Linked DNA regions of Homo sapiens: region 1 is linked to region 2. The links are chromatin loops, found by intact Hi-C in ENCODE. Cell type or tissue: B cell. All regions are shown on one strand. Links, peaks and the distances in the headings refer to the core of each region. The heading gives the core; the rest is flanking DNA.

Region 1 (11,123 bases), core at 2,345-10,344, 60 kb before region 2:
CATGGTCTGTGTTAGTGTGTATATGTGCACTTCCATATGTATGCTTGTACATACACATCGCATATATTAATATGTATACAAAATGATTATGCTCTGGTGAAATTGGATTGCTTTTCAAACAATATTAAAAATTATTAATAGTGATAATGCATTACTATTATTTTGTGGCATCTTTTTTTTTTTTAAGTAGAGACAGGGTCTTGCTGTGTTGCCCAGGCTGGTCTCAAACTCCTGGGCTCAAGTGATCCACCTACTTGGCCTCCCAAAGTGCTAGGATAAGAGTCATGAGCCATCAGGCCTGGCCCATTGTGGCATCTTTATGGCATCTTCCAATGACTGCTACTCTGACTAATTCCTATGTAGTAGGCCATGATTCTCAGTCATTTGTTGATTAAGAAAGTGTATAATTTCAGAAGCTACTGTGAGTTCAGAACTGTCTTTAAAATTAATTTATATTATCACAGATTATTTTTTATATACTGGAAAAGTGGACTAGGACCTAGTTTGGCTATTGCATATTAACGCATAGGGCAAAATATGTTTGGTGTATATGGATTTTAAGAGTTTTGTAGCAAATTCAAGCCCCCCCCGCCCCGCCTGCCTCACACACACAGACACTTCCATACCTCCCCTCAGTAGAAACTACTGTAATTAGGGGATACTGGTTTTAAAGCAGAGTCCTTGAAGATAGCAGATATTTTGATATTTGTCAGATGAATTTTGGTTAATGTATTAAGAGGCTTTTAGTGGAGTCCAACCCAAGATTTCTATATCAAGATCAACTGTTGTTGTTTGATAAAAGGCAGAGTTGTTAGATTAGATGTCTCTTAAAAGAAAAAAAATCCCCTAATACAGGGACCAAAGATTCATTTTATATCCCGTGGTACCCATACATTTAGACATGTAGTTAATAGAAAATTTTTTATAAGCAAGGATGTTAAATAGGAATTTTTTAAGTGTGTAATACTTGACAGTGCTACATTTTGCAATTAAATTATTTATTCTTTTCACAGGAAGTATTAGGGTACAAAGTGGACTACCATGTATCCCTATATATTGTGGCTGTACTAGAGTATATCTCAGCTGATATTTTAAAATTGGCTGGTAATTATGTTTTTAATATCCGGCATTATGAAATATCTCAGCAGGACATTAAAGTGTCAATGTGTGCGGATAAGGTAAGTGTTACAAGGTATTTAAATTTAACTTGAATAGCAACTATACTAATTTCTGCCTCAATCTTTTTGTGTACATTATTAGATAAGTAATCTTTATAATTGCTAGTACTGGAAGAGAGAAAAATCCTGGCTTTACAGAGTAACCGTGATATTTCCAGGTTTTTAAGCATATGGCAGGATGGGGATCTCTTTTTTTGGTCAAGAATCTTTTACTTACAAGAAAAAAAACATCCAAGGCCTCAAAACAATTTAAGTAGTTTCAGTTTTATATTTTTAGAAAGAGAATATATAGAGTTCTACTCAGGTACTTTTAAGTGTAAGTAATTTTGAAGACCCTACTTTGGTTTCACAGCATAGCTTAGTGAGGCACAGGGGAGAGAAAATTAGACTGCAATGTTGAAGTTACTCCCCTCTGATCATTTTTTTGTTTTTATATCTGTCTTCTTTCCTGGCTGTAAGCTACTTGTGGGAAGAAATTGAGTCTTCCATATTCTTCTATATTCCTTTACTTACCTTCTTATTCTTCTTCCTGTTATTTGAGACAAGGTCTCACTTTGTCACCCAGGCTGGAGTGCAGTGGCACAATCTCAGCTCACTGCAAACTTTGCCTCCCTGGCTCAAGCGATCCTCCTATCTCAGCCTCTCGAGTAGCTAGGACCACAGGCGTGCATCACCACGTCCAGCTGTTTTTATATTTTTTGGAGAGATAGGGTTTCACCATGTTGCCCAGGCTGGTCTTGAACTCCTGAGCTCAAGTGCTTGCCTCAGCCTCCCAAAGTGTTGGGATTATAGGCATGAGCCACTGCACCCACTGAAGCTATAACGCTGAATAACATAGCAATCTTTGTGTTAGAAGGTATTTATTTTACTGCAAAATAAAAATATTATAAACAGATAATTACAGAACAATATGATTAAAACTATCATACTAGTAAGTCCAAGGTACAGTGGAGAAAGTAATGAACTTTAGCACGGGTGAGGCCAGAAAGACTACAGAGAAAATGCCTAAATGAAACTCTCTCAGGGTGAACAACCTTCAGGACCTAGCACATGCTGGTGGTTCTCAGCCTTGACTGCACATCAGAATTAATAGAAAGCTTTTTAAAGAATGCTGATGCCTGCATATCACCCCCAGAGATTTAATTGGCCTGGATTGGATCTCCAAACCTCAGTGTTCTTTGAAAGCATTCCAGGTAATTCTGATGTGCAGTTATAATGACTGAGACCGATTGTACGATGCCATAATTTCAGAAATGACTTTTCACTTACATCATGGTAGCAATTCCTTGTTATCTCTATTTTGACTTACAAAATTATGGCTACTTTTTTTTTTTTTTTACTTTGAAAATATCTTAGACTTTTAGAAAAGTTGGAAGTACAACAAAAAGTAAGCCCTTGCCACTTGAACCATATGAGAGTAAGTTGCCAATATAGTATGTCCTATAAACAAGAACATTCTGCTACATTACCACAGTATGACTGACAGTCAAAATCCAGGAAATGAATACATTTGATACATTATACCATCTAACTTTCAAACATCATTCAAGTTTTGTCACATATCCTAATGATCTTTTTACCAAAATCATTCATTCCAGAATCATATATTGTTTATGTGTCATGTATTTTTATCGTCTTCAGTCTGGAATAATTCCTCATTCCTCCCTTAACTTCAAAAAAAAAAAAAAAAAGATGGCAAAGCAGGCCAGGTGGTGGATCACGCCCGTAATCCCAGCACTTTGGGAGGCTGAGGCGGGCAGGTCACTTAAGGTCAGGAGTTCAAACCAGCCTAGTCAACATGGCAAAACCCCGTCTCTACTAAAAATACAAAAAAAGTAGCTGGGCATGGTGGCATATGCCTGTAATCCTAGCTGCTTGGGAGGCTGAGGCACGAGAATCATTTGAACCCAGGAGGTAGAGTTTGCACTGAGTTGAGATTGCACCACTGCATTGCAGCCTGGGTGACAAAGCAAGACTGTTTCAAAAAAAAAAAAAAAAAAAGGTGGTAAAGCTGACTTTATTCAAGAGAGGCCATGGCAATAGGCACAGGGACCACTGCAGTGTAATCCTGTGGTTGGGGAGAGAGATGTTAGAATCAACTCTCCTCCCTTAACTTCTATAACCTGGACGCTTTTGAGAGTTACAGGTCAGTTACTGTGTAGAATGTCCCTCAATTTCGGTTTTCTCTGTTGTTTTCTCTTGGTTAGAATCAGGTAATGGTCTTTAGCAGGAATATCATAGAAATTGTGCTGTGTTCTTCTCATTGCATTTTCTCAGATGGCACACAGGCACATGATTTCATTGTGTCTCATTAGTGGTGGTGATGTTGACTTCGATGACTTGATTAAGGAGTTATCTGCCAGGCTTTTCATCTGTGAAGTTACTGTTTTCCCTTTTGTAATTAATAAATGAATATTTTGTGGAGTACTTTGAAACTGTGTATCTTATTCTTTATCACACTCAAATTTAATATGGACTAATGAATTGTTATTTTATTCAATGGGTCATAATCTGTTACTTCATTATTTAGATGTTGTAGGCCAGGCACCGTGGCTCATGCCTGTAATCCCAGCACTTTGGGAGGCTGAGACAGGTGGATCGCTTGAGCTCAGGAGTTGGAGACCAGCCTGGGCAACATGTCTCTACAAATAAAAAAAATTATCCGGGCGTGTGCTTGTGACTATAGTCCCAGCTATTTGGGAGGCTGAGGTGGGAGAATCACTGGAGCTCGGGAGGTTGAGGCTACATGGAATCGAGATCACGCCACTGCACACCAGCCTAGGTGACAGAGTGAGACACTGTCTCAAACAAAAAAAAGTTCCGGTTGTTCCAGATTTGGTTATTAGGAGCCCTAGCTTGGTTTTTCTGTTCCTGTCATTATTTGAGCACTTTATTTTCTTTTCCCCTTCCTATTTATTAATTTATTTAATTATAAATTGACAAATTATAGTTGTATATATTTATGGAGTACAAGGTAATGTTATGATTACAAAGAAAATGTGGAATAATTAAATCAAGCTGATTAACATTTATTACCTCAAATACTTATTTTTTGTGGTGAGAACATTTGAAATTTACTCTTAGCTAGTAGAATGATGGTTACAAGGCTAGGAAAGGTAGCTGGAGTGGGGGAAATGGGGATGGTTAATGGGTACAAAAATATTGTTAGAATGAATGAGATCTAGTATTTGATAGCACAACAGGGTGACTACAGTCAACGATAATTTGTTGTATATTTTACAACAATTAAAAGAGTTTAATTGGATTGTTTGTAACACAAAAAAAGGATAAATGCTTGAGGTGATGGAGACTCCATTTTATTCTGATGTGTGCATTATATGCCTGCATTTACCCCATACATATATACACCTACTATGTACCCACAAAAATTTCTTTTAAAAATTGAAATGACAAAAAAATTTACTCTTTTTGCAATTTTGAAATGTAAATACATTATTATTTACTATATTCACCATACTGTGCAATAAATCTTACAAAAAAGACCCAATTCCTCCTAATTGAGGTTTTGTCCCCCTTCCCTTCAGCCTCTGGTAACCACATTCTACTCTGCCTCTATGAGTTTGTTCCAGATTCCACATGTAAGTGAAAACACATATGCATTTTCTTTGTTGTTTGTTTTTTGTTTTTGTTTTTTTTCTTTTTTGAGACGGAGTCTCACTCTGTCGCCCAGGTTGGAGTGCAGTGGTGTGATCTCGGCTCACTGCAACCTCCGCCTCCCAGGTTCAAGCAATTCTCCTGCCTCAGCCTCCCAGGTAGCTGGAACTACAAGTGCCCACCACCATGCCTGGCTGATTTTTGTGTTTTTAGTAGACGGGGTTTCACTATGTTGGCCAGGCTGGTCTCGAACTCCTGACCTTGTGATCTGCCTGCCTCGGCCTTCCAAAGTGCTGGGATTACAGGCTTGAGCCACCACACCCAGCTTCTTTGTTTTTGAGAGCTTGAGTCTCCCTCTGTCACCCAGGCTCACTGCAGCTTCAAACCCCTGGGCTCAGGCAATCCTCCTGCCTCAGCCTCACAAGTAGCTAGAGCTATAGGTGCCTGCCACCATGCCCAGCTAATTTCTAAATTCTTGTAGGAATGGGGTCTTGCTATGTTGCCCAGGCTGGTCTGGAATTCCTGGCTTCTAGTGATTTTCTTGCCTCAACCTCCCAAGATGCTGGGATTACAGGTGTTGGCCACTGCACCAGGCCATAAACTATTTTTTTTTAATAAGTCATTCCTTTATTTGAAGCATTTTTCCATGTCCTAAATCTTCACCTTTTGAGAGTTTAAAAAAATCTTCATGTGGCAGGATTTTCAGATCCCCTTGTTATATTGCTTTTAGACTGATTTCTAAAACTGTGAAGACAATAGTCCAGATTTGGTCTGACCAACAGAGTATATTGAAATGCATGTACGTATCCTTCATTCTATATGCTATTCTTTAATAATTTCAGCATTAATATTTTGGCACCACGTTACTCTGTGTACTTGTTGAGTCTGCAGATTTCTAAACTCCCGAGGACTGTTCCACATGAAGTACCATTATGTTAGGTCTTTGATTTCTCCAACTTGTGCTTGTTGATTTTTTGTTATTGTTGTAAGAATGAACGTGAATTTATCCCTAGAAAACTTCATACTGTTATTGAGGCTATGTTCCAGCATATGTAGATATTTTAAAAATTGAATTCTGTCATTCAGCATTTTAGATACTCTACCCAGGTTTTTGTAAAGTGTACAAGTCTGATAAACCTTGAATTAAAATTATTTAGTAAAAATGTTGAAAAGGCCAGGTGCCTTTGAATCTGAGAGGCGGAGGTTGCAGTGAGCCGAGATCACGCCACTGCACTCCGGCCTGGGTGACAGAGCGAGACTCCATATTATTTTATTTAATTTATTTATTTTTTATTGTTGAGACAGAGTCTTGCTCTGTCACCCAGTATGGAGCGCAGTGGCGTGATCTTGGCTCACTGCAACCTCTGCCTCCCAGTTTCAAGCAATTCTCCTGCCTCAGCCTCTCAAGTAGCTGGGATAACAGGTGCCTGCCACCATGCCTGGCTAATATTTTTGTATTTTTAGTGGAGATGGGATTTTACCATGTTGGACAGGTGGGTCTCAAACTCCTGACCTCAGGTGATCTATCCACCTCAGCCTCCCAAAATGCTGGGATTACAGGTGTAAGCCCCCGCGCCCAGCCAATACTCCATCTTAAAAAAAAAAAAAAAAAAAAAAAAAAATTGAAAGGGATTATATAAGAAATGAGATTTCCAACATATGTTATTAGTGGCATTCTTCTAGGTTAAAAGTTACCACTTTTCTTCATTCCTGCCTTTTAGTTAGCTATTATTTCACATTTTATTTAATTCATGGGTCAACAAACTTTACCTATAAAGGGCCAGGGGATAAATATTTTAGGCTTTGTGGGCCATACGTCTTTCTTGCATCTACTCTTCTCTGCTCTTGTAGCATGAAAGCAGCCATAAATGAATGAGCATGGGCTATGTTCCAGCAAAACTTTATTTACAAAAACAGGCTGCAGGCTGGATTTGGCCTGTAGTTTGCTGGTCCTTGTTTCAGACATTCCTGTCATGATCCCCTATTTGTCACAAGAGACTGTCATATGCTTAGCTAAAATCCAGATGACTTGGCCGGGCGTGGTGGCTCACACCTGTAATCCTAGCACTTTGGGAGGCCAAGACGGGCAGATTGTCTGAGCTCAGGAGTTTGAGACCAGCCTGGGCAACATGGTGAAACCCCATCTCTACTAAAATACAAAAAATCGTCCAGACGTGGTGGCGATTGCCTATAATCCCAGCTACTCAGGAGGCTGAGGCACAAGAATTGCTTGAACCTGGGAGGCGGAGGTTGCAGTGAGCCGAGTACCACTTAACTCCAGCCTGGGCAACAAAGTGAAACTATGTCTCAAAAAAAAAAAAAATCCCGATGACTTGATATGTGGGTCTAGTTATGTAACCCTAAGTAATGAGATTGTATGATGTGGTATGATCTTAGTATATCCAAACTGATATCTAGAGATCACTAGTTCAAGAGCTCACAGACCATTTGTTTAATAAATTATTTGAATATATGGTTTCTAGGGATATCTTTAATTTGCCAGACAGAGAACTTGAGAATCAACCCTATTTCTTTACAGTTAAAAATAAAAATAACATGTGGCTATATGAGGTATTCTAGCATATCAAAGATTGCTGAGAATTAGATGATCATAGGAAAGAACCATAGAATTTAACTTCTAGTATATAAGTTACTACTAATGAAAATAGTATTTAAAACTGGAAAAACTGAACATAAATGCTTAAGAAGGAAATTGATGTTTAGGAAAGGTAAAGGCCAGGCACAGTGGTTCACGCTTGTAATCCCAGCACTTTTGGAGGTTGAGGCAGGAGGATAGATGGAGCCCAGGAGTTTGAGACCAGCCTGGGTAGCATAGCAAGACATCATCTCTACAAAAAATTTAAAAAAAGAAACAAAGAAAGAAAGGTGAGATACCCTGGGGAATATAGCAAGACCTCATCTCTACTAAAAATAAAAAAAATATTAGCTGGGTGTGGTGGTGCATCCCAGCTACTTGGAAGGCTGAGGTGGGAGGATTGTTTGAGCCTAGGACATTGAGGCTATAGTGAGCTATTATTGTGCCATTGGGCAACAGTGGACAAAAAAAACCAAAAAAAAGGTGAGAGAATAAGAGGGCACAAAGCTGCTCTGAGGAAGCTTAGTTCACCAGATCTAGATATACTAGCAGTTGAGTTCTGTATTTTCTTTCTTTTGTTTTTAACCTATTGAATTATACTTTTTTTTTTCCTTCTGAGACAGACTCTCACTCTCTCAACCAGGCTGGAGTATAATGGCGTGATCTTGGCTCACTGCAACCTCTGCCTCCTGGGTTCAATCCATTCTCCTGCCTCAGCCTTCTGAGTAGCTGGGATTACAGGCACTTGCCACCACGCCTGGCTAATTTTTGTATTTTTAGTAAAGACAGGGTTTTGCCGTGTTGGCCAGGCTGGTCTCGAACTCCTGACCTCAAGTGATCTGCCTGCCTTGGCCTCCCAAAGTGCTAGGATTACAGGCATGAGCTACTGCGCCTGGCCTTTGTTTTTGTTTTTGTTTTTTTTTAAAGACAAGGTCTTGCTCTTTCGCCCAGGCTGGAGTGTAGTGGCGCAATCTCTGCCCAGTGCAACCTCTGCCTCCCGTGTTCAAGCGATTCTCCCACATCAGCCTCCTGAGTAGCTGGGATTACAGGTGCGTGCTACCATGCCTGGCTAATTTTTTGTACTTTTAGTAGAGACAGGGTTTCGCCATGTTGGGCAGGCTGGTCTTGAACTCCTGACCTCAGGTGATCCATCCACCTTGGCCTCTAAAGTTCTGGGATTATAGGCGTGAGCCACCCATGCCTGGCCAGAAAAATCTGAAGCTAACAGGAGTGGGGTATGAATATATTTTCTCTTTCATGGTAGTATTACTCCATCTGTTTCAAGAGCTAGCTTGCTCGCTCCTTTTTTTTTTTTTTTTTTTTTTTTTTTTTTTTTGTGACAAGGACTCACCTAAGCCGGAGTACGGTGGTGTGAACACGGCTCACTGCAGCCTCAACCTCCAGAGCTCAAGTGATCCTCATGCCTTAGCTTCCTTTGTAGCTGGGACCACAGGCTTGAACCACCATGCCTGGCTGTGTTTAAAATTTTTTTGTAGAAACTGGGTCTCTCTTTGTTGCCCAGGCTGGTCTTGAACTCCTGGGCTCAAGCAATCCTCCCAGTTTCAGACTGGTGACCTTCTAGTGAATAGGGTCTCTAGGTTTGTTTTTTAAATTTTTGAATTATTTGCCATCCATTTATATTTACAGATCTAAAAATTTTACATAAAAATGTAAATCCCAGACTTTTCATGAAAAAAGAAAATCAGAATGCCTAACAGAAAACAGCTGGCACTGAGCAGCACACTTCCTCTTTAGGTGCATGTACCTTCCGGTTTACCATAATCCCCACTGTTTCTTATATATTATAATGTTACTTGCCTGACCCCTGTAGCATTTAAATTCAGGAACTTTGGTATTATGTGACCAAAAGAGTTTTAAGAATGGAACTCTGGAGTGGGTGGTAGAGAAGGTAAGTCATAGAGGAGGCCCCACTGACAGAATGGTGTATCAGAAGCCAAGAAGAGAAAAATTGTTTGGAGCTGGGGGGTTTATATGTGTTTTTTCTTATTTAGAGATAGGATCTCATTCTGTCACTCAGGCTAGAATGTGGTGGTACAATATTAGCTCACTGCAGCTTCGAATTCCTGGGCTCAAGTGATTCTCCCACCTCAGCCTTCAGAGTAGTTAGGACCGCAGGTGTCTACCAGCATACCTGGTTATTATTTTTTTTTACTTTTGGTAGAGATAGAATCTTGCTATATTGCCCAGGCTGGTCTTGAATGCCTGGCCTCAAGTGATCCTCCTGCCTCGGCCTCCCAAAGTGCTGAGATTGTAAGCATGAGCCACCATGCCTCGCCCTGAGAGTTTTAAGAGTTTTAAGAATGAGAGAATGGTCAGCTGTGTCAAAAACTAGAGAAAACAAGTAGGAAGACTAAAACACACCATTAGATTTGACACTAGATCAATAGTGAGAGCAGTTTTAATATAGTAATGGGCTTGCTAAGTGAATGGGAGCAAGAAGTTACAGCTAGCAAGTATGACCTACTCTAAAAGGGTCTCTGGTGGGGAAGAGAAGAGGGTGGTAGCTCTTCTGTGTGTTTTTATGTCTTATGTCTTCCTTTATTTTGCATGTCTGTTTGAAATCAGAGTTCATCACCAAATTCCCTGTGTAGCCTTACTGGTTTCTTTAAATTTAAAGTGGCTGGGAAGTGGGGATGATGGTCTCCAATGACAAGAAGGTGGATTGCATGGAGTAAGCAGTGGGGAAGGGAGGGATTTGAGAGTGTCACAGAACATGAGATTAGGAAGGTGGGTTGGAGTTAAATTATGAATGGCCTTTATCCTAAAGAAGTTAGGATTTTATGCAGAAGGCAATGAAATCCAGTATCATTTTTATGTATCATTTATTTTTAGTAACATGATTTTAGAACTGGGGTTGGGAAGACCTGTGGCAGGCAGATCAAATTATGAAACTTGTGTATCTTTTTAAGAGATGGTGATTGTTTAGTGGAGTAATCTAAAGCCTGCGGTAAGATGGAGAGAGCTGACCAGATTTAAAAGATGCTTATAAGATATTTCTGAGTTAGATTCAAAAAGATTAGGAAGGCAGAGTTCATGTTTACTTTATTAGCATATTTTACCAACATGTGGTACAGTTTATGGTGATCAGTAGATGTTTTTCAGAATGAATGAATGAATATCTGTTATTGTGTTGTCAGAATTTCCTCTCATCCCTTTGAAGTTTTTACTTTTTGTAGTTTCCTTTTCAGGGTATACCTTTATGCTGAACTCTCTGGGTACGTTTCGGTCAGTCTTAAATATATAATTAACTAGGTCCAATCATTTTTTTTAAAAAAAAGTATTATTAATTATAAAATGTATGGTCACAGCCAGGCGCAGTGGCTCACACCTGTAATCCCAGCACTTTGGGAGGCTGAGGCAGGTGGATCACTTGAAGTCAGAAGCTCGAGACCAGCCTGAATAACATGGTGAAACCCCGTCTCTATTAAAAATACAAAAAAAAATTAGCCAGGCATGGTGGCGTGCACCTGTAATCCCAGCTACTCAGGAGGCTGAGGCAGGAGAATCACTTGAACTTGGGAGGCGGAGGTTGCAGTGAGCTGAGATCATGCCACTGTACTCCAGCCTGGGTGAGAGAGCAAGACTGTGTCTCACAAAAAAAAAAAAAATAAAAAATAAAGTATAGTCAACTTTCTTTTTCACTTTGATTTATAGCTAGTTCTTGCCTGTTGGTTGACCTAAGTCCATGGTAGCATTTCTGAAAGAAGAAGTGG
Region 2 (11,123 bases), core at 1,050-9,049:
TGATAGCCAAAAGAGAGCAGTCTTCAGAGGCATGTTATCTTTATTTTATATCTGAGCTCATCTACTTTTATTAGCTCTCTGTATTAATAAATAATAAAACTCTCTATTTTCTATAAAATGAAGACTATAATATCTCATAGGGTTGTTATAAATAAGGATTAAAAATATTTTGTCTGTACTACCTAATAAGTCTAGCACATAGGACGCACTCATGAAATGGTAACTGTTATTTTTATCATAACTATCTATGTCACATCTACAGTGTTTGCTTTCTCTTTAATTTATTAAAAGCTTCTATGTGATTTTTAAATTTAGAATTAAAATATTGTTGTGTATGATTGAAATTGAATGATTTAAATCAAGTTTTGTCAACTTCAACAATTTTGGTATTTTGGGCCAAATAATTCTTTGTTGTGATGGGCTGTCGTGTGCGTAATAGGATCTGTAGCAGCATCCTGGCCTCTATTCATTACACTCCAATAGCACCCTGGAGTTGTGGTAACCAAAAATGTCTCTAGACATTCCTAAATATCCCCTGGGGGACTAAATTGTCCCCAGCTGAGAACCACCAATTTAAATGAATCAGCAATTACGCATGAAAAAGGGACTAAAAACTTTTTTATTGTTCATGAATGAGAAGTAATTATTTTTCTATCTAAATTACAGTCTCTGAAAAAACAGAATTAGTTTATAAGCCTATAGACTTATTAACCAAAATTGGCTTAAAATTAATTTATTAATAATCACCTAAGATACTTGGCATTAAATATTTATAATCAAATATTAAAATATTTGGTCAGAATAGATTTAACACAATTTGCACTTGGTGAAATTAGAGTTTAGAAAAGCTTAATTTGCCATTTCTTAGATTAGCAGCCTTTATTTTTGTACAAGCCAGTAGCTTTTATTTTCTTTTTATTTTAAATTCTTTCTCTTTAAAAAATGCTTAATGGAGAGTTAATGATTGTTTATCAGAGACTTAACATTTTAGTAGTAGAGTTGCTGAATAGTATAGGATGTCTTTCAACTTTACTAGATCAGTTGTTTTCCCAAATAATTGATTAAATAACAAAATTTAAAATAACTTTTCTTTAAATTCTTTTTTTTTTTTTACTAGGAATATATTTAACAAATATTCTGAAGACCGAAGAAGGGAATAATGATTTTTTAAAAAAGAAAGGGAAAGATTTAATCAATTTCAGTAAGAGGAGGAAAGTAGCTGAAATTACTGGAGAAATTCAGCAGTATCAGAATCAGCCTTACTGTTTACGGATAGAACCAGATATGAGGGTAAATATTTTCTTTGCATATCTTTAGAAGAGAACGTGTTAATGGGTACCAAAAAAAAAAAATAGAATGAATAAGACATACTATTGGATCGCACAACAGGGTGACTACAGTCCATAATAATTTAATTGCAGATTTAAAAGTAACTGTAAGAGGCCAGGCACTGTGGCTCACGCCTGTAATCCCAGCACTTTGGGAGGCCAAGGCGGGCGGATCGCTTGAGATCAGGAGTTGGAGACCAGCCTGGGCAGCATGGCGAAACCCCGTCTCTACTAAAAATATAAAAAAAAATTAGCTGGGCATGGTGCTGGGTGCCTGCAGTCCCAGCTACTCAGGAGTCTGAGGTGGGAGAATCACTTGAGCCTAGGAGGGGTAGGTTGCAGTGAGCCGAGATAGCGCCACTGCACTCCAGCCTGGGTGACACAGTAAGACTTCTGTCTCAAAATAATAATAGTAGTAATAACTATAAGTATCGGCTGGGCATGGTGGCTCACGCCTGTAATCACAGCACTTTGGGAGGCTGAGGCGGGAGGACCACTTGAGGTCAAGAATTTGAGACCAGCCTGACCAACATGGTGAAACCCTGTCTCTACTAAAAATACAAAAAATTAGCCGGGCATGGTGGCGGGTGCCTGTAATCCCAGCTACTTGGGAGACTGAAGCAGGAGAATCATTTGAACCCAGGAGGTGGAGGCTGCAGTGAGCCGAGATCATGCCACTGCCTTCCAGCCTGGGTGACAGAGGGAGACTCCGTCTCAAAAAATAAAATAAAAAATATTAACTATAAGAGTATAATTGGATTATTCATAATACAAAGGATAAATGCTTGAGGGAATGGATACCCCACTCTCCATGATGGGATTATTCTACATTACATGCCTGTATCAAAACATCTCTTATACCCTACAAATATATACACCTATTATGTACCCATGAAAATTAAAAATTTTAAAAATTAAAAAAAAATTTTAGATCTTGTGTGACCTGTAAGAAATATCATAATTATTTGTCTTGCTATGAAAATAATAGAAAAAAATTAATCAGTAGATAGCATGTTAAACATTAGACATTCTACACTATCTGCAGTTGTTAATATTGTTACTAAGTACTTTCTTTTGAAAGTATTGCTTCTTTGTGTAGTTGGTTCAAGCTACACCATAAAAAGTGAATGACAAAGTAGAATGATGTCCATGCAGTAAAAAGAAAATTCATTTCTAGATTTGATAGCCATTTTAGATAATGTTACATGTAGCAAAATAACGTTATATAATTCATAAGAACAGTGTGTTTAAATAGGAAAAGGGTCAGCAAAGTGGTATATGTATGCCTGGCAGAAGATGATTTTTCTAACATCCTGTCGATTGATGTTCTATTTTGAGCAATAGTGTGTAATATTGATACTATAGTACTATAAAATATGAAACAACCTTCTAAATTAAACTATGATATTATGTTTATGCTAAATGAATGTTATTATATTATACTTGAACTTGGGAACATATTATAACTATCAACCAGAATAAGTTTACGTGTCATATTAAAAACTGCGCTAAACTTTTTAGACATAATCTGCATGCAAATTGGGCATATTGAGTGAAAATATCCACCATTACTTCCACCCTCCTAAATTATGAGATAGAAACTTCTTTGTTCCCGGTTCAAAACAAAGTACCCTAAAGTCCTAAGAAAAAGACCACCTAAAGCATACCATTTATAAAAATGATAGGTCGGGCACAGTGGCTAATGCCTGTAAATCCAGCACTTTGAGAGGCTGAGGTGGGTGGATCACCTGAGGTCAGGAGTTCAAGACCAGCCTGGCCAACGTGGTGAAACTCTGTCTCCACTAAAAATACAAAAATTCGCTGGGTGTGGTGGCACGTGCTTGTAATCCCAGCTACTCAGGAGGCTGAGGTGGGAGGATCGCTTGGACCCAGAAGGCAAATGTTGCAGAGAACTGAGATAGAGCCACTGCACTCTAGCCTAGGTGACAGAGCGAGACTGCATCTCAAAAAAAAAAAAAAAAGATACTTGCTCTTAAAAAAAATAAAGGTGGTAACCTACTGATGGTGACCTATTTCATCCCCTCTCACCATTGAACCCGCCCTCTGTGATGTGGGGCTTCGGAGAGCTAAGGAAATATGGTCCCCACAGGAATAATGTTACACTTTAATTCGGTATGCTTGAAATAGTACTTTTAGTATTTATATCTCAGAACCATACCTGCTAATTGGTGTTTGTGGTGTGGTCTAGGGTTCCTACCACCATTTAAAGCATTTTTGGGAGGAAGTGTCTTCTATATGATTGAGTCAAACAAAATAAATTTAAAATGTAGACAAAGTAGCTATTCACTTTTCAAATCATACTTAAATAAATAGTATTTAAAATAGAGCAAAGGATGAGGAAATCAAGAATACTGCTGTTATAGCTTTCTGAAAGCCTTTAATTACTAGTGGCTAATATTTAATTTAGCTAACCTGAACATAAGAACACATTGTTTCAGTATTGTTAAAAGAGTAATACAATTTTCTTGAAATTGGCAGAATGCCTTAAAAATGGGAAGAATTTTATACTAGAAATTTTAAAGCTCATTTTGCCTACTGCTAAAGCTAAAACCTAGTACCATTTTTATATATGCTTCTAAACCACTTCAAAATTAAATAAAGCTAAATCCAGTAATTTGCTGCTAAGGAATTTTTCTAAGGAAATCATAAAAAATGTACAGAAAAATTTATATATAGGAGTTAATAAAAATAATTATTATAATAGCAAAAAATTAGAAAGTACCTATATGGATAACTAGCTATATGGAGATTATTACATTCTGAAATATCCATCTGATGAAATACTATAGAGTTAAAATTTGTATTTTGTAAAATAAGCAAACTGGCTGGGTGAGGTGGCTCATACCTGTAATCCCAGCACTTTGGAAGGCTGAGTGAGACTCCATCTCAAAAAAAAAAAAAAAAAAAAAAGCAAACCACATTGAAAAAAGTTAATTGAATATAAACTTCAGAAAGATTAAAATTGATATCCCAGTTTTTCAGGAAAATATATATATAAATTATTAATAATTATATATAAATACATATATACATGCATATATTTACATGCACAGTAAAATCATTGGAAGATAGTCTAATATTTAAATGTAAACAATGATATTTCTGGTTTGTAAGATTACTGTTTCTTTTTCTTTTTTTCTCTTTTTTTGGCAGTGCTAAATCACCTGAATTTTCTACGTTAAAACTTAAATTTAAGCTTAAAATATTTTTTGATAAAGACAAAAATTTTAAACATTTTATTTATTAGGCTTTTTTTAAGAGGAGAGGTCTCACCATATTGCCCTGGCTGGTGTCAAATTCCTGGGCTTAAGCAGTCCCCCGGCCTCAGCCTCCCAAACTGCTAGGATTACAGGTGTGAGCCATCATGGCTTGGCTCAGATAAAAACATTTTTTATACTAGAAGTTAGCACAGATAGGTTTAACTTTATAATCATTCTTTCTTTCTTTCTTTCTTTCTTTCTTTTTTTTTTTTTTTTTTTTTGAGACAGTCTCGCTCTTGTTGCCCAGGCTGGAGTGCAATGGTGTGATCTCGGTTCACCTCAACCTCCGCCTGCCAGGTTCAATTGATTCTCCTGTCTCAGCCTCCTGAGTAGCTGGGATTACAGGCATGCGCCACCACGCCCAGCTAATTTTGTATTTTTAGTAGAGATGGGGTTTCTTCATGTTGGTCAGGCTGGTCTCAAACTCCCGACCTCAGGTGATCCACCCACCTCAGCCTCCCAAAGTGGTGGGATTACAGGCGTGAGCCACCGTGCTCGGCCTATAATCATTCTTGACATTACTTTTAAAGTAATTTAAATGACTACTTTTAAAGTAAAAGGAATTTCCAGAGTAATTATAAATGATCAAGAATGATCTATAAATTGGATTAACAGACCTTAATCTAATTTATCTCCACTTTTTTTCTGATTATCAAAACTTCATTGTGGATTATAACCATAGCTTTGTTCTAAACACTTTTGGTAGCTTACTAGTGATGATCATTTGTTACAATGAGTAGGAGTAAAGTTTCCTAAGGAATAAGTAGTGCTACTGCTGAGCCATTAAAATGATAATAAATGAAAACTCATATTCTTAATAGAACTTTAAGACTAGAATATAACTTCCACAGAAATTATATAATCTTATTCAGAAGTAAAGAGATTGGAATAAGCAACACTTGTGAACTTTTCACATATTGTGGGCTCTTAATGTGTTATTTTTTAGCATTAAATAAGTAATTTTCAGCAAAAAATTTTAATGAGATCTTATTTTAATAAGATCTAAAATATATACTTACTATATATGCACTTGTGTTATTTGTTTAATTCCAGAGATTCTTTGAAAACCTTAACCCCATGGGAAGTGCATCTGAAAAAGAGTTTACAGATTATTTGTTCAACAAGTCACTAGAAATTGAACCTCGAAACTGCAAACAGCCACCTCGATTTGTAAGTCTTTTATAATTTCGGGAACAAGTGTTCTGTTTTTTAAAATATTATTTTCAATGTTTAACAACCTGTTATCTTAAAAATGTAATTGAATGGCTGTTCCTAGGTGTTTTGTTTGCAGTAATATACTATTTCTAAAACTGGGGGGGGAAATGTCAGCCTTTTGATAAAATCTGGTTTATGCCTTATCTTGGTACTACTTATTTATGTGTCTACTTTTGATCCCTCCTAGAATAATACAAAAAGGTGTGAGAAAGTGAGAACTTAATAGGTAGCTGAATGGAACAGAAAAAAAAAGAAAAGACCTGGGAAGGAGTAAGCAAATGTATTTTGGTTCTTGTGACTTGATATGACTTCTGCCATTAGGGCTCCATGGTCCATAGTTGCCTCTGGAACCCATCTCTGTCACTAGAATTTGATGCTACAATTTCCAGTTACTGCAGGAGTTTGCAGTGGCAACAGAAGTAGTAGAAGATGAACTCTAAGTAGCTAAAAGTGAAGCAAGATATAGAAGGAAGTAAAAACACAAACCAACTTTAGGTGAAGCAGGAAGTCAGGTAGTTTCATGCTATCTCATCTTCACAATTGTGTGATATATGAGGGGACTTCAAAAAGTTCATAGAGACCGGGCATGGTGGCTCACACCTGTAATCCCAGCACATTGGGAGACCAAGGCAGGCAGATTGCTTCAGTTCAAGAGTTTGAGACCAGCTTGGGCAACATGGCAAAACCCTGTCTCTACCAAAAATACAAAAAAATTAGCCAGGCATGGTGGTGCACGCCTGGGGGCGGAGGTTGCAGTGAGCCAAGATCACTCCACTTCACTCCAACCTGGGTGACAGAGCAAGACCCCGTCTCAAAAAAAAAAAAAAAGAAAAAAGAAAAAAGAAAAAAAGTTCATGGAAAAATGGAATGAAAAGATAAATTTTTTTGATGGAATTAAAAGATAAACATAAAAACATAAACTTTATTTCCCAACATAAGCTTCCTCAAGTTCAGGACACTTTTGTAAGCGCTAATACCAACCATTTTGTCCATCCCTAAAAAACTAAAGATCCTGGGAATTTAACCATATCATTGCAGTCTCTTTTACATTATTAACTGAAGAAAAATGGTTGCCCTTTAATTTTTTTTTTTATAATTAGGAAACAAAAAAAGTCAGAAGGAGCCAAGTCAAGACTGTAAGTGGATGCCTAATGATCTGCCATCAAAACTCTCAAAGAATTGCTCTGGTTTAATGAGAGGGATGAGCAGGAGCATTGTTGTGGTGGAGAAGGTCTCCTTGGTGAAGCTTTCCTGGTTGTTTTTCTGCAAAAGCTTTGGCTAACTTTCTCAAAACAGTCCCATAGTAAGCAGATGTTATTGTTCTTTGACCCTCTACAAACTCAACAAGAAAAATGCCTTGAGCGTCCTAAAAAACTGTTGCCATGACCTTTCTTTTTGTTTTTGTTTTGTTTTTTTTGAGACAGAGTCTCGCTCTGTCACCCAGGCTGGAGTACAGTGGTGCAATCTCAACTCACTGTAACCTCCACCTCCCAGGTTCAAGCAATTCTACTGCCTCAGCCTCCCACGTAACTGGGATAACAGGTGTGTGCCACTACGCCCGGCTAATTTTTGTATTTTTAATAGAGATGAGGTTTCACCATGTTGGCCAGGCATGTCTTGTACTCCTGACCTCAAGTGATCCACCTGCCTCGACCTCCCAAAGTGATGGGATTACAGGTGTGAGCCACCATGCCCAGCCTTTTTTTTTTTTTTTTTTTTTTTTAATGGCAATAGAGTCTTGCTATATTGCCCAGGCTGGTCTCAAACCCCTGGCCTTAAATGATCCTCCTGCCTCAGCCTCCCAAGGTGCTAGGATTACAGGCATGAGCCACTGTGCTTGGCCAACCTTTGCTCTTGACTGATTTGGTTTTGCTTTGACTGGACCACACTTCCACCTCTTGGTAGCCATTGCTTTGATTGTGCTTTGTCTTCAGGATGATACTGGGAAACCGTGTTTCATTTCCTATTAACAGTTTTTCAAACAAATGCTTCAGGGTCTTGATCCCACTTATTTAACATTTCATTGAAAGTTTTGCTCTTGTCTGCAGCTGATCTGGGTGCAGTGGTTTTGCCATCCATCTAGTGGAAAGTTTGCTCAACTTTAATTTTTCAGTCAGAATTGTATAAGCTGAACCAGTTGAGATATCTGTGGTGTTGGCTATCATTTCTGTTGTTAATCATAGGTCCTCTTCAATTAGAGCAGGAATGAGATTTTTTCCTCAGAAATTGATGTTGATGATCTGCCGCCATTGGCTTTACCTTCCATATCATCTGATCCCTTGTTAAAAATGAGTTATCAATTTGTAAACAGCTGATTTCTTTGGGGCATTGTCCCCATAAACTTTTCATAAAGTATTAGTGATCTCACCATTCTTCTACCCAAGCATCATCATGGATTTGATATTTGTTCTTGCTTCAATTTTAGCAGAATTCGTGTTCCTCTGATAGGGATTCTTTACAAACCGATGTGTTATCCTTCTTAGTATCTCAAACTAGATATGTTTGAGTATCTCAAACTAGATATGTTTGAGCATCTCAAACTGTTCAGACATGTTATAATAAGTTAGTATGAGTTTATTTTGATGGAAAAAAATGAAAGTCATGCATAGTTATTTCATAATAGACATTTGCCATGCACTTTTTGAAAACCCCTCATAGATCTTATTCTCATTTTACAAAGGAAAATAGTGAGATTCCAAGGGGTTAAATAAGTTTTTCAAGGCTGCATAGCTAGATATTGGCACAGTTGAGATCTTAACTCAAGTTTTCTGATCTGAGTTCTGTGTTTTTTATTTGATTACTCCTGCCAGAACTTGAAAAATGGGACAGAGGTGATGGTGGGAGACAATGATAGGAATTTTCTCCAAAGATTTTTAAAGCATCAATGTAGAGGTTGATCATTTAGTATAGGAAGGGGAAAAAATGATCTTTTTTTTTTCTGAAGCATATAGCATAATATGTTTCATAAATTATGTTCCCAGTAAATGTTTGTAAAATCTATATAGATATTTTCAAAGAGAAGTTTAGGTTCATATGTTTTAGGAGTAAAATGTGATTTTCACATAAAATTTCAAGAATTTTATTTCTGCAGTGCTGAAAAGAGACTTACTTATATTCCAATTCATTTTAAAATTAAGCCAGTCAAATCCAGAAGATTCTACTAGAATGATACAGGCTGTCATTGCAGACTGAAGGACTGCACGCTTAAGAACTGTATGCTTAAGAACTAATAAGACTAATAAGGTAGCTCTAAGTCACAGAAACAAATTGTTGTCTATGCAAATTTGTGACATTAATTATGTTTGCTTTTCTCAGCCTAGGAAATCAACTTTTTCCTTAAAATCTCCTGGAATAAGGCCTAACACAGGCCGACATGGCTCTACCTCAGGTACTTTACGAGGTCACCCAACACCATTAGAAAGAGAACCATGTAAAATAAGCTTTAGTCGGATTGCTGAAACTGAGCTGGAATCAACAGTGTCAGCACCAACCTCTCCAAATACACCATCTACTCCACCAGTATCTGCTTCTTCAGACCTTAGTGTATTTTTAGATGTGGATCTCAACAGCTCCTGTGGTAAGTATTTGATGTAAACCGCTTGGTAAAAAAGGAATCCTGTGTCTCAGATAATTCTTATCATTTTAATTAGGGAACTATAGAATCCTTTGCAAACTATATTAGTGTGAAAAGTGATATCTAAATGTGAAAATAATGATTAATACAAGAAGTAGAGCATAATTTGTGCATTGTTGATGCATATTATCTTCTAATTTACTCATTCAACAAAGATTTGTTTAGTACCTTTTGGGTCCCACTACCAGTCTAAAGGGAGCAATAGATGATGAATAAGAAAACAAATAGATAAGTTCTGTGATAGAGGGGGAACCACTTAATGCTAAGAAGGAAAACCATTCTAGATACAGAAGGTTCTGAGTTAATTTTTTAAAAAACTAACATGGCAAAAGATGATGATAAAATTCTGCACTGTGTATTACGTATTATTTATGGAAACATTTAAAAAATAATACCTACATGTTACCTTCCTTTTCAAATTAATTTTTCTTATTCCAATAGGCAGCAATAGCATCTTTGCTCCAGTGCTTTTGCCACATTCAAGTAAGTATAATTTAAGTTGATTCTTAATGAAATGACTGTAAAGATAATAATCTGGTTGATTATATTTGAGTATTTTGAGTTTTGGCAATATTAAAGAACAAGAAAAGTTATAAATAAATTTAATTATTTGCTTACAACTGTGTACTACTTAAGCTTCACTATAGTTTATTTTCATCATTTTTTATGATCTGTTCTAAGGGCTGTATGGCCTTGAAGAAATTACTTACCTTCCCCACACTTGTTAAGGATTAAATGAAATAACTGTATAGAACACCTAGCCGGGTGTGGTGGCTCACGCCTGTAATCCCAGCACTTTGGGAGGCCAAGGCAGGTGGATCACGAGGTCAGGAGTTCAAGACCAGCCTGGCCAACATAGTGAAACTCTGTCTCTACTAAAAAATTACAAAAATTAGCCGGATATGGTGGTGCACGCCTGTAGTCCCAGCTACTCAGGAGGCTGAGGCAGGAGAATCACTTGAACCCAGGAAGCAGAGGTTGTGGTGAGCTGAGATCAGGCCACCACACTCCAGCCTGGGCAACGGAGTGAGACTCCATCTCAAAAAAAGAAAACAACAAAACAAACAAACAAAAAAACACCATCTAAAATATTGCTTGGCATAGAATGAATAGTAATTTCATGTCAGTTGTCTTTCTTCCTTACCCTTTTCAAATCATTTTCCCATGGCAATAATATAGTAAATGTTTATCAGGTTCCCGGGATATCCTCAGTCACTTATTTTTTTTTACATCATCTTATTTAATTAAAGCAGTAAATTTTAAGTAAAGCACTATTCTATCATTCCTAATTATTTCATAATTTATAACTTTTAATGCTGTAAACTTTCTTTCTGTGGTCATTTGTTTAAAACAAAATAACTCAAAAATGAACACAGCACCTTTGGGTATAATTCTCTCAATCTGGAGAACATCTGCTTCGAGCATAGTAAAATATATAGTAGCAAGTTTCCCTATCTTATGAGAAAAATAAGCTTAGTCTTTTAAATGTTTAATTTTATATTTTAGGTTAAAAAATTTTTATCTGGCCAGGCACAGTGGCTCATACCTGTAATCCTACCACTTTGGGAGGCTGAGGCAGGAGTATCACTTGAGGTCAGGGCAACATAGCAGTTCAAGACTAGCCTGGGCAACATAGCAAGACCCTGTCCTCCCTACCAAAAAAAA

The links. Peaks named below come from ENCODE experiments on the same cell type or tissue, not always from the same donor. Only the 100,000 strongest peaks of a DNase experiment are listed, where the experiment ranks them.
Region 1: a loop joins it to region 2, with 2.2 times the contacts of the local background. A loop is called at or near these places in 1 of 110 quality-filtered maps.

Annotation. Positions count from the first base shown.
Region 1 is chr14:50,189,746-50,200,868 of GRCh38, reverse strand. SOS2 (SOS Ras/Rho guanine nucleotide exchange factor 2) reads left to right here. Exons shown (of 23, transcript NM_006939.4): 4 at 1,014-1,178. Among named protein-coding and RNA genes, the nearest start is that of SOS2, 36 kb to the left of the region's middle. In B cell, for the core only: no CTCF peak of the experiment used is centred there; no DNase peak of the experiment used is centred there.
Region 2 is chr14:50,128,779-50,139,901 of GRCh38, reverse strand. It overlaps SOS2 (SOS Ras/Rho guanine nucleotide exchange factor 2), which reads left to right. Exons shown (of 23, transcript NM_006939.4): 18 at 1,118-1,290; 19 at 5,663-5,779; 20 at 9,140-9,401; 21 at 9,900-9,941. Among named protein-coding and RNA genes, the nearest start is that of VCPKMT, 18 kb to the right of the region's middle. RefSeq lists an enhancer at 264-968. In B cell, for the core only: no CTCF peak of the experiment used is centred there; no DNase peak of the experiment used is centred there; H3K27ac peaks cover 776 bases.